2 separate regions of the Homo sapiens genome follow, and region 1 is linked to region 2. Evidence: chromatin loops called from intact Hi-C (ENCODE). Cell type or tissue: PC-3. All regions are shown on one strand. Each heading gives the region's core, and the rest is flanking DNA. Links, peaks and the distances in the headings are about the cores only.

Evidence for each region. Peaks named below come from ENCODE experiments on the same cell type or tissue, not always from the same donor. Only the 100,000 strongest peaks of a DNase experiment are listed, where the experiment ranks them.
Region 1: it touches region 2 in a loop (3-fold over the local background); 1 of 110 quality-filtered maps calls a loop at or near these places.

The regions. Positions count from the first base shown.
Region 1 is chr3:161,346,693-161,352,011 of GRCh38, reverse strand. The region is part of intron 2 of SPTSSB (serine palmitoyltransferase small subunit B); the gene reads left to right. Among named protein-coding and RNA genes, the nearest start is that of SPTSSB, 22 kb to the left of the region's middle. In PC-3, for the core only: no CTCF peak of the experiment used is centred there; a DNase peak (open chromatin) is centred at 1,911; H3K4me3 peaks cover 438 bases; H3K27ac peaks cover 2,889 bases.
Region 2 is chr3:161,272,919-161,278,226 of GRCh38, reverse strand. The region is part of intron 1 of LOC105374187 (a long non-coding RNA gene); the gene reads right to left. Among named protein-coding and RNA genes, the nearest start is that of NMD3, 54 kb to the right of the region's middle. RefSeq lists an enhancer at 3,385-3,434. In PC-3, for the core only: CTCF peaks have their summits at 3,141, 3,341 (motif pointing right), 4,209 and 4,415 (motif pointing left); DNase peaks (open chromatin) are centred at 3,336 and 4,416; H3K27ac peaks cover 1,730 bases.

The DNA of each region.
Region 1 (5,319 bases), core at 1-5,000, 74 kb before region 2:
ACAAAATATTCTGCAATGTTGAAAATATTCTATATCTTTTCTCTCCAGTATGGTAACCACTAGCCACATGTGGCTATTAAACACTAGACATTTAAATTGTCATGTGTGACTAGTGGCTGCCATATTGGACAGTACGGAGACATCTTAGAGAAGCTAACACTTAAGCCTTAAAGTTGGATTTTTCCAACTGCAGGTTGCAATTAGTAGGTTAAGAAATCAATGTAGTAAACACAATCATGATGTTTTTAATGAAAGAAGAGAATAACAAAATAAGGTAGAATTAACTAGAATAGATAAGAATAAATATAATGGAACAGAATAGAATAAAAAATATCAGCATGCTCTGCAAAGTATTCTTTTGAGAGATGTTTGTTTCAGTTATATGACTCTCTCTCTCTTTCTCTCTCTCTCTCTGTGTGTGTATGTGTGAGTGTATACACCATGGATCACAATGTAAGATGTATTTTTCCTCTTTATTGTGTTTAAGAAATTTTAAAAGCCAGTCTCTTATGCAAGGATATTACTCATCTATGTACATAGTTATTGGGAAAAATTTTCCAGATAGGAAGTAAAGCTTCAGCAAAGTTCACTGGAGTTTAGAATAGGGATAACTCTGGACCTTTGAAGGCTTTCCTAATTAATCTTTTCTCTTTTGGATCGGCTTCATTGTTTAGGACAGTTGTAGATTTACAGAAAAATCAAGAAGACAATACAGGGAGTTCCCATATACCCTGAATCCAGTGTCCCCTTTAAAATCTTACATTAGTATAACATATTCATTACAATTAATGAACCAATATTGATATACTAGTATTAACTAAAGTTCTTACTTTACTCATATGTCCTTAGTTATTACTTAATGTCCCTTTTCTGTTCCAGGATTCCATCTGGGATACCACATTACAATTAGTCATAATGCCTCCCTTAGCCTCCTTTGGCTATAACAATTTTTCACAGTTTGCTTGTTTTTGATGACCTTGGGGGTTTTGGGGAGTACTGGTCAGGTATCTTGTAGAATGCCCCTCTAATGGAATTTGTCTGATACCTTTCTCATGATTAGGCTGGATCTATGGGTTATTGGGAAGAAGACCACAGAGGTAAAGTGTCTTTTTTGACATCATATCATGAAGATTATTCATATCATGATTGTTATCAACATGACTAATAATGATCGATGTTGGCCTTGACCACCTGGCTGAAGCAGGGCTTATCAGTTTTCTCCACTGTAAAGTTACTCATTTTTATCCCCCCTTCCATACTGTGTTCTTTGGAAGGAAATCGCTGTATTTCTAATTTTTTAAATAAATGAATTACTCAGTTAAAGGAGGGCTTGTACTTGAGTAAGTCATATTAAGCTGTTTCCAAAGAAAGCTACTGTGAGTACAGAAAGAGTCTCTTTTTAGATACAGCATCTCTCTCTGCAACTGGCAGGACACTTTTATCACTTCTCAGATTTTCAGGTTCCAAATATGAAGCACAAAAAAAAAATGAAGCTGAGTGATTGATGTAGAGTTCCAAAGTGAGTTGAGAAGGAGTTAACCCAAAAATCAACTTTAGGCCCTTCTAACTGTTCAGTCCCTGATTCTGATGTTCTAGAAGTAAATTTAAACCAAAATGTACTAAGTCTTTTTTTTCCCCAGGAGAATAGCTACCTTTAGAATAGGAAATTCCTTAATGAGAAAATCCAGTAACTTGGGGTAGTTCTTTTTTGGCAGGGGGAGGGCTACTGATCACGTCTTCTGCAATATTTCCAAGGTAAATACCACTGTACCAAATCACCTGCTACGCCTCTTTCATTGCAGTTACCTAACTTCCTTCCAGTCCTGTTCCCCAAAACAGAAAACAACAACAAAGAGCTCCCTGAGCAAGCCCAGCCAATACTTTTCTTGCAAGCTCCCCTCAACTGTGTTCACATTCCATGACTCATACAGCAGTGTTCGTGTTACCACATGTGGTTTTTTTTAATTGTTACATTTATTCACTTTCTTCTCCATCCAAGCCAGAACAAAGTCCTGCCCCTGTGTAATGAGTCATAAGTCTCAAATCTTCTCCCTCTCTATCTGAGAGAGGAGATGTAACTTCATCTCCTTCTCCACCGCACACAAATCTAATGAGAGGGAAATCACCACCCGTTGATAAAAGAGTAGTAACAATCAGAAATAAGAAATAATCATTTACTCTGCATTCCCAGTTATGAAATAACCTTTTAGTGGACTTCCAACACAGAAACATTCAGGCTACAGCCGGTATTATCACTGTCTCAGCATGTCAGAGTCAAACTGTATCCAGGCCACTGTACCCCTGCCTGAAGCCACATCACAGTCTGCTTAGGAGTGCCACCTTTGAATACACAATCTCATGAAAGATCTAAGAACATTTTTAAAGTCATCAAGTTTAGAGGAAACTTTTCTTTTTAAAAAAGAATAAACTACTCTCTCCTTCTTTTCCATATATCGAAAGTCATCTTTTCAAAAGCACCTAACTAAAAACAGGAGATGCATGGTGTGCCTGAATAAAGTAAGCATTTCAAGTTCTTGGTTTAGCTTTGCTGAGATACAGCACTAGGTCTCTAAGGAAGTGGATAGATTAATATCACATTTCACTGTGAAAATTTAGGACTTTAAAATGTTTGCTATCATCTAGTTCTAGGTTATCAGTGGATAATTAATTTCATATTTCTGTCATCTTATTTCCTCAAATGCAGGCTCTTTTTCTAGCCTTCTTCTTAGCATTTTTCCATGTCCTTTCCTCCCACTTAGTACTCATTCCTGGGCCATCGATCACTGCATGTTTGTTATATGGTCCAGTTTGCTGCTTCCTGGAAGAGCATCTCCTGCCTGTAATGCCTTTGAGAATAAAGTCTTTCCGAAGCCATTAATATTCAGAAGGAGCCACATAGTAGTACTCAAAATGTATTCATTCAATGAATGAATGAATTCTCCTAACCACATTACTCATCAAATTGTCTAAAGTGGTTTTTTCCTTTTAATCTTGTATATAGTCCCACAGGAGATAAGAAAGTTGACTCACAGAAGGTAGAAATATATTACCTAAGCAAATCTAGAACCTAAAAATAGTGTGCATTCTAACAATAGATTGTAGCAGATGGTTCAACAATAATAACCAACTCTCCCTCTTCTCACCTTCTCATGATAAGAAATGACACACAAACTGTCTTTAAAATTGCTTATCATCAATAAGGGGAAAATGAATCAGAGAAAAAGAGACAATCAGTGTTTTCAAGAGACACTTTTCACATGTCAGTTCTGGCTACTTAGAGGGCTGAGATTGTGGTAACTGGCAAAAAAAAAATTTTTTTAATCTTAACTGCTTAAATGGTTAGCAGTGCAGAAGTATATTTAAAACAGCCAGATTTAAAGTCATTGCAGATTTGGGGTATTTGTGATCAAGATCTTACCATGTATCCACTGTTGGTGCTATACATGTTGGTGTGCTTTTTATCTGCTGTTTCTTTTATTCATTGATTGATTGTTTGACTTTTAGCGGTTTTAAACAATAGACATTAATTATCTTGAAGTTTCTATGGCTCAGGAATCTGGATACAGATTAGCTGGATGCCTCTGGCTCAGGGTCTTTCTCAAGGCCATCATTAAGGTGTTGGCTAGGGCTGCCCAAGCAAGGAATTCTAATTTTAATAGAGAAAGCAATAGCCGGGAAATTAATCAATGCATTTTTTTTAATTTAGAGTGTTTTGTTTTGTTTTGTTTTGTTTTGTTTTGTTTTGTTTTGTTTTGTTTTGCCAGGATCTCACTATGTTGCTCAGGCTGGACTTGAAGTCCTAGACCAAAGGGATCCTTCCCCCTTGGCCTCAGCCTCTCTAGTACCTGAGACTATTGTCCTGCCCCACCATGCCTTAGCATTTTTCCATGTCCTTTCCTCCCACTTAGTGCTCATTCCTGGGCCCTCGATCACTGCATGTTTGTTACATGGTCCAGTTTGCTGCTTCCTGGAAGAGCATCTCCTGACTGTGATGCCTTTGAGAATAAAGTCTTTCCGAAGCCATTAATATTCAGAAGGAGCCACATGGTAATACTTAAAATGTATTCATTCGGTGAATGAATGAATTCTCCTAACCACATTACTCATCACTTAATTAGTGCAGTTTGTTTGTTTTTTGAGACAGAATTTTTGCCCAGGCTGGAGTGCAATGGCAAGATCTCGACTCACTGCAGCCTCTGCCTCCCAGGTCTCCCAGGTTCAAGTGATTCTCCTGCCTCAGCCTCCCCAGCGGCTGGGATTACAGGTGCCCACCACCATGCCCAGCTAATTTTTTGTATTTTTAGTACAGACAGGGTTTCACCATGTTGGCCAGGCGGGTCTCAAACTCCAGGCCCCAGATGATCCGCCTGCCTTGGCCTCCCAAAGTTTTGGGATTACAGGCGTGAGCCACCGAGCCCGACAATTAGTGCATTTGTAAAAGCCACAACAAGTTCGGGTACAGTGGCTTATGCCTGTCATCCCAGCACTTTGAGAGGCTGAGGCGGGCAGATCACCTGTGGTCAGGAGTTCAAGACCAGCCTGGCCAACATGGTGAAACCCCATCTCTACTAAAAATGCAAAAAAAAATTAGCCGGGCATGGTGGTGCATGCCTGTAATCCCAACTACTCAGGAGACTGAGGCAGGAGAATCTCTTGAACCTGGGAGGTGGAAGTTGTAGTGAGCGAAGATTGTGCCACTATATTCTAGCCTAAGCAGCAGAGTGAGACTCTCTCAAAAACAAATAAATAAATAAATAGCCACAACATATAGAGAAAAGTTAATAATATTTCTAAATAAGCAATATTATCTCATTTGTAAAAATGAAGAGTATTTAAGAATATTTTAAACAGGTTCTCAGTATACTGTTGATTCTGAAACAGTAATGCCCTAGGGAAGAGTAGAGGTACAGATTTTCTGAAATACTTGGGCTCCAAAGTCATTTCAACTTGACTCCAGAATGCAGCATTACCACATGAACTTAAAGCCTCCTCCTCTCAAACCCACCACAGCATTGCCCTAACTCAGAGGTTGAAGATAAAACAGTTAACTTATCCAACTAGGCCCTACAGCTTCTGGCCTCACTGTGGCCATTCCCACCTCTTCAGTGTCATCACACTCCCTGCTCCCTTCTCCCTCCGTGGCCCCTCAAAAGCAACCTACTTCTTCCCACCTCCAACCTTTGTACATATTGTTCCCTCTGTCTTGGCTGTTCTCCCTACTTCACTGTCTATTCTATCCATTTGACTCATAATGATCCCTTGGACCTTATCTCAAAAGTCTCTTCCTCAGAGCTGTGCTTAGGTTCACTTTTATTTCTC
Region 2 (5,308 bases), core at 309-5,308:
GACTGTATCTTTCCTTCATTTATGAGGCTTAGTTTTGCTGGATACAAAATTCTTGGCTGATAATTGTTTTGTTTAAGGAGGCTAAAGATAGGAACACAATCCCTTCTAGCTTGGAGGGTTCCTGCTGAGAAATCTGCTGTTAATCTGATAGGTTTTCCTTTATAGGTTACCTGATGCTTTTGCCTCACAGCTCTTATGACTGTTTCCTTCGTTTTTACTTTAGATAATCCGATGACTATGTGCCTAGGTAATGATCTTTTTGTGATGAACTTCCCAAGTGTTCTTTCGGCTTCTTGTATTTGGATGTCCAGATCTCTGCCAGGGTCCATCTCACAGACCCCAGCTGCACAACAGATGAATAACGTACTCAGACACTGATATTCAGTGAAAGAGTGGGCTTAGGGGGTGAGGCCACTGACCAAAAGAGTTGTAGCAGCCGAGACCCTGATTAACTGGCCCTGCTGGAATTTATTCAGCATATATTAAATGACAAAGGCTTTGAGTCAACATCACTAGAGGTTAACTAACCTGGTCCCCTCCCCCCAAGAGAGCCATCCTGCCCGCAAATGATCAAAAGTTAATTTTAGGACCACATGAGTAAACAAGTTATTTAGGTAAACTCCCTTACATTCCTTTGTACCTACTTTAAGCTATTTACTTAAGGTAAGAGGATTAGGCTGCCTTCAGCCAGATCTATTACTGAAGTTATGCAAACCCCTTCAGGTTCCATAGAAGGTTTGTGTCTATTTCTTATAACTATCCTGAAAATTTTTCCCACCAGCCTGCCTTAACTCCCACAGATCTCTAGCAAGGTCAGGGAAATTTTCCTCAATTATTCCTTCAAATATGTTTTCCAAACTTTTAGATTTCTCTTCTTCCTCAGGAACACCAATTATTCTTAGGTTTGGTCATTTAACATAATCCCAGACTTCTTGGAGGCTTTGTTCATTTTTTTAAACTCTTTTTTCTTTGTCAGATTGGGTTAATTCAAAATCCTTGTGTCAAGCTCTGAAGTTCTTTCTTCAACTTGTTCAATTCTATTGTTGGACTTTCCAATGTATTTTGCATTTCTCTAAGTGTGTCTTTCATTTCCAGAAGCTGTGATTGTTTTTGACTTGTGATGTCTATTTCTCTGGAGATTTTCCCATCCATATCCTGTAAAATTTTTTAAATTTCTTTAAACTCCTATTCACCTTTCTCTGGTACCTCCTTGAGTAGCTTACTAATTGACTTTCTGAATTCTTTTTCTGGCAATTGAAAGATTTCTTCTTGGTTTGGATCCATTGCTGGTGAGCTAGTGTGATCTTTTGGGGTATTAAAGAACCTTGTTTTGTCATATTACCAGAATTGTTTTGTTGGTTCCTTCTCATTTGGGTAAACTATATCAGAGAAATATCTGGGACCCAAGGGCTGCTCTTCAGATCCTTTTGTCCCGTGGAGTGCTCCCTTAATGTGGTGCTCTCCCCCTTTCCCTAAGGATGGGGGTTCCTGAGAGCTGGACTGCAGTGATTGTTATTTCTCTTCTGGGTCTATCCACCCAGCAGAGCTACCAGGCTCCAGGCTGGTACTGGAAAGTATCTGCAAAGAGTCCTGTGATGTCATCTGTCTTCAGGTCTCTCAGCAGTGGATACCAGCACCTGCTCTGGTGGAGGTAGCCGGGGAATAAGGTGGACTCTGTGTGGGGCCTTGGTTGTAGTTTTGTTTAGTGTGCGACTTTTCATGAATGCTAGTTGTGCTGGCAGTAAAGTTGTCACATGGACAGACTTAGGACCTCTGGTTAGCCAAGATGTCACAGGCAGTGGAGTTAGCTGTTTTTTCCTTCTTGGGGGAAGGGTTGTTATTTTATGAGTTGCTGTGTTGGTTGGCCTCCAGCCGGGAGGTGGCACTTTCAAAGCAGCATCAGCTGTGGTAGCATAGGGAGGATACAAGCTTGCCCTAGGGTCACCTGGATAAGTATTCAGGTTTCTCAGGTGGTGGGCAGGGCCATAGAGCTCCCATGAGATTATGTCTTTTGTCTTCAGCTACCAGGGCAGGTGGAGAAAGACCATCAGGTGGGGCAAGTTTAGGCGTGTCTGAGCTCAGACTCTCCTTGGGTGGGGCTTGCTGCACCTGCTGTGGGAGATATGGGTGTGTTTCTCATGCCAAAGGGATTATGGCTGTCTCTGCTGCATCAGACAAGTCTCCAAGTCAGTGAGGGAAAGCCAGCTGTGACAGGCTTCACCCAGCTCCCAGGTAGCCAGAAAGGCCAGTCTCACTCCCAGTGTGCTCCCCCAACACGGACTTTATAACCAGGCAGCTGGTGAGCAGGGCTTGGAACTGGCCCCAAGCTACAAGCCTCTCCTCTGAGAAAGCAAGCAGGGCTTTCAGGCTTCACCCCTCCTGCTGTGGCTTCTGTGCCTGTGTCTGCACTTCCCGTTTGCCCCCAACCCTGGATTCTGCCCTGGAAAATTCACACTTGGTCGAAATTACTACAAAGTTCAGCTGGAAGTTTCCTTCTTCCTGTGGTCTTTCCGCAATTCCACTGGCAGCCCTCCCCAGAGACCCCTGTGAAATAAAGTCAAAATAGGTTCCCTGGGCTTCCTTGGATGCCAGAAGTGCCTACAGGCCTTTCCTGCTGCCTCTTCTACTTTTATATTTCTCTCCACTCTCTAAATTCATTTCAGCTCTAGGTAAGGTTAAATCCCTCTCCCGTGATCCAGATTTTCAAGCTCCTCGGTGAGGATGTGTGTTCAGAGGTGGACTTTCACCCTCTCACACTTTGGGCACTCACAGTTTTTCGGCTGTTTCTTGGAGTTTGCAGTGGCAAGCCGCTTATTTCAAAGGGTCTGTGAATTCTTTCTGTTTTCCTGGTATGTTCTTGCAGCAGTTCTTGGAGCAAAAGTTCACGATGTGGTCTCCACATGCTGTTCTGTCAGTCCAAGTGGGAGCTACAAGTTAGTCCTGCCTATTCACCATTTTCCCCTGCAGGCCTCAAGACCATGTCTTTTTAAAAAATTATTTTTGATACAATCTTTCCTTGATTTATGTTGTCATTCCTAAGTACTCCTTGATTTATATTGTCATTCCTATAATGTATTCCTAAGACATTCAAGTGTCTACTATAAAATCCTAATAACTTTGTATTGACATGTTAAACACAATTAGTAGTAGGCTTAATTAGATACATATTTTTAGCTACATGATTGTCAGGACAAATGAAAGTCCCAGGGGTTGAAGGACAATTCTTGCTTCTATAGCATTGTTAGATGCGCCGAATGTTACCTAGCATGTATCCATGGCTTCTGACCAATTATTGTGACAACAAAAACACTCCCACAAATTTACAAAATGTCCCCTAGGGGGCGGTACCACTCCATTGAGAACCACTGCTGAAGGGCTTCAGAGTCTTCAATATGATAATACAAGCTGCAAAGACAGAAACAAGGATAGGATACTTTTTTTCCCCAAGTACAGGTAGTTTCTTGAAGGACTATCGCTTCACTAATCACACTTTGGGGAATGTTGGTATTGATCATTTTTAAAAGTGTATTCAATAGTAAAGGCATTCTGAGTATTGGTCACAAGTGAACAGCTGGAAGGTTCCGGAGACATGTGTCCCATGGATGGAAAGCCTGATACTTGGCTGAGTCTCTCAATGCACCAACCATACAGAAAAGATGTCATCTCTAAGAAGATAAAAGGGAAGCAGCTGATAGAGACTTTCTAGTATACTCAGATACAGACGCAGCCTGAGTCTCATTAGTGCCATTTAGAATAAATGATTTTTTTTAAGTTTCGTACTTGGAGTCCAGACTGTTGCTTTGAAGTCAGCCTTGTAGTCCTTGGACATACTCATTCATAAAACTTATTTTTCAAGGGCCATAAGTGTCTTGTAGGCCCATTTCCCAAAATGAAAGGGAACTTGTGGATCAGACCAGTGAATGAGGAAGAGAATTTTGACTATTTTTTTCATTATCAATTCAAAATATAAAATTTAAACAACGAAATGTTTATTTTCACTATTTTCCCAAGCCTGTAGATTTTATAAGTATTGAAAGACCTATTTAAATTGGAAAGTCTACATTTTAGATTTTACTTCTCCCAAACCTGGCTTTAACTCATAACCAAATGTTTACCAGAAAAATAAATAAAAGCCACGTTATTCGGGGCCTAGTGAGGCTGAAAATGTCCTGATCTCTACCTCGAGTAGAAACAGACTCAGGTAAACAATTACAGAGTAATTGGTGAGTACTGTTAGCCATAGGATCACAGAGACAAGACACTTCATCTAACTTGGAGCCTAAAAAGAGTTTCTTGAAGACTAATTAGGAGGGGACCAGAATTATCTCCTTAATTATAATGTCAATTTTAACAGATTTTAAGTATGAGAATAATGCTTCTGATTTTCAGAAGTACTTATCAGGCATTGGTGCCACCTGGTGGCCATTTTAATTGAACCTAAAATTATTGTTTAAAAGAATTAGAAGTTTTTCCCCCTTCACTGAGGGGAAAAAAATTAGGAAAACACATTTTTATTATTTTGCAACATATTTATCTTACAGTTTCTGAAATTTGGGGATCAATATTTCAATTCACTCTTACTAGATTCTCCAGTCAACCTGACTTGGGTCACTTACTAAAAGGCCATATCTCATCTTTATCCAGATTTGTGAATAGGTTAACAGTTACCACAGTATTTGTAAAATAAGTACTTGATAGTGGTAATGCAAAGAAAATTCCGATGAGATGAGCAATAAAAGATCATCAGTGTTCGATCATATTTTTTTTGTTTTTTCTGAGATGGAGTCTTGCTCTGTTGCCCAGGCTGGAGTGCAGTGGCGTGATTTTGGCTCACTGCAACCTCCGCCTACTGGGTTCAAGGGATTCTCCTGCCTCAGCCTCCCAAGTAGCTGGGACTACAGGCACGTGCCACCATGCCCGTCTAATTTTTTGTATTTTTAGTAGAGACGAGGTTTCTCCATGTTGGCCAGGATGGTCTCAATCTCCTGACTTCATGATCTGCCCACCTCAACCTCCCAAAGTGTTGGGATTACAGGCATGAGCCAATGCGCCCGACCCTCGTTCATATTTTTAAAGGCACTTCATTCAACAGTTTTTAAAGCAAAGGCCTTTACTTATTTAAAAAAATCTAAATTATGGCATCCGTGGTCCTTCCTAAACAAGACTCAGGGAAGCACAAACCTTAAAGAAAAAGAATTTATGGGCCGGGCATGGTGGCTCACGCCTGTAATCCCACTTTGGGAGGCCGAGGCAGGAGGATGGCTTGAGCCCAAGAGTTCAAGACTAGCCTGGGCAACATGGTGGGACC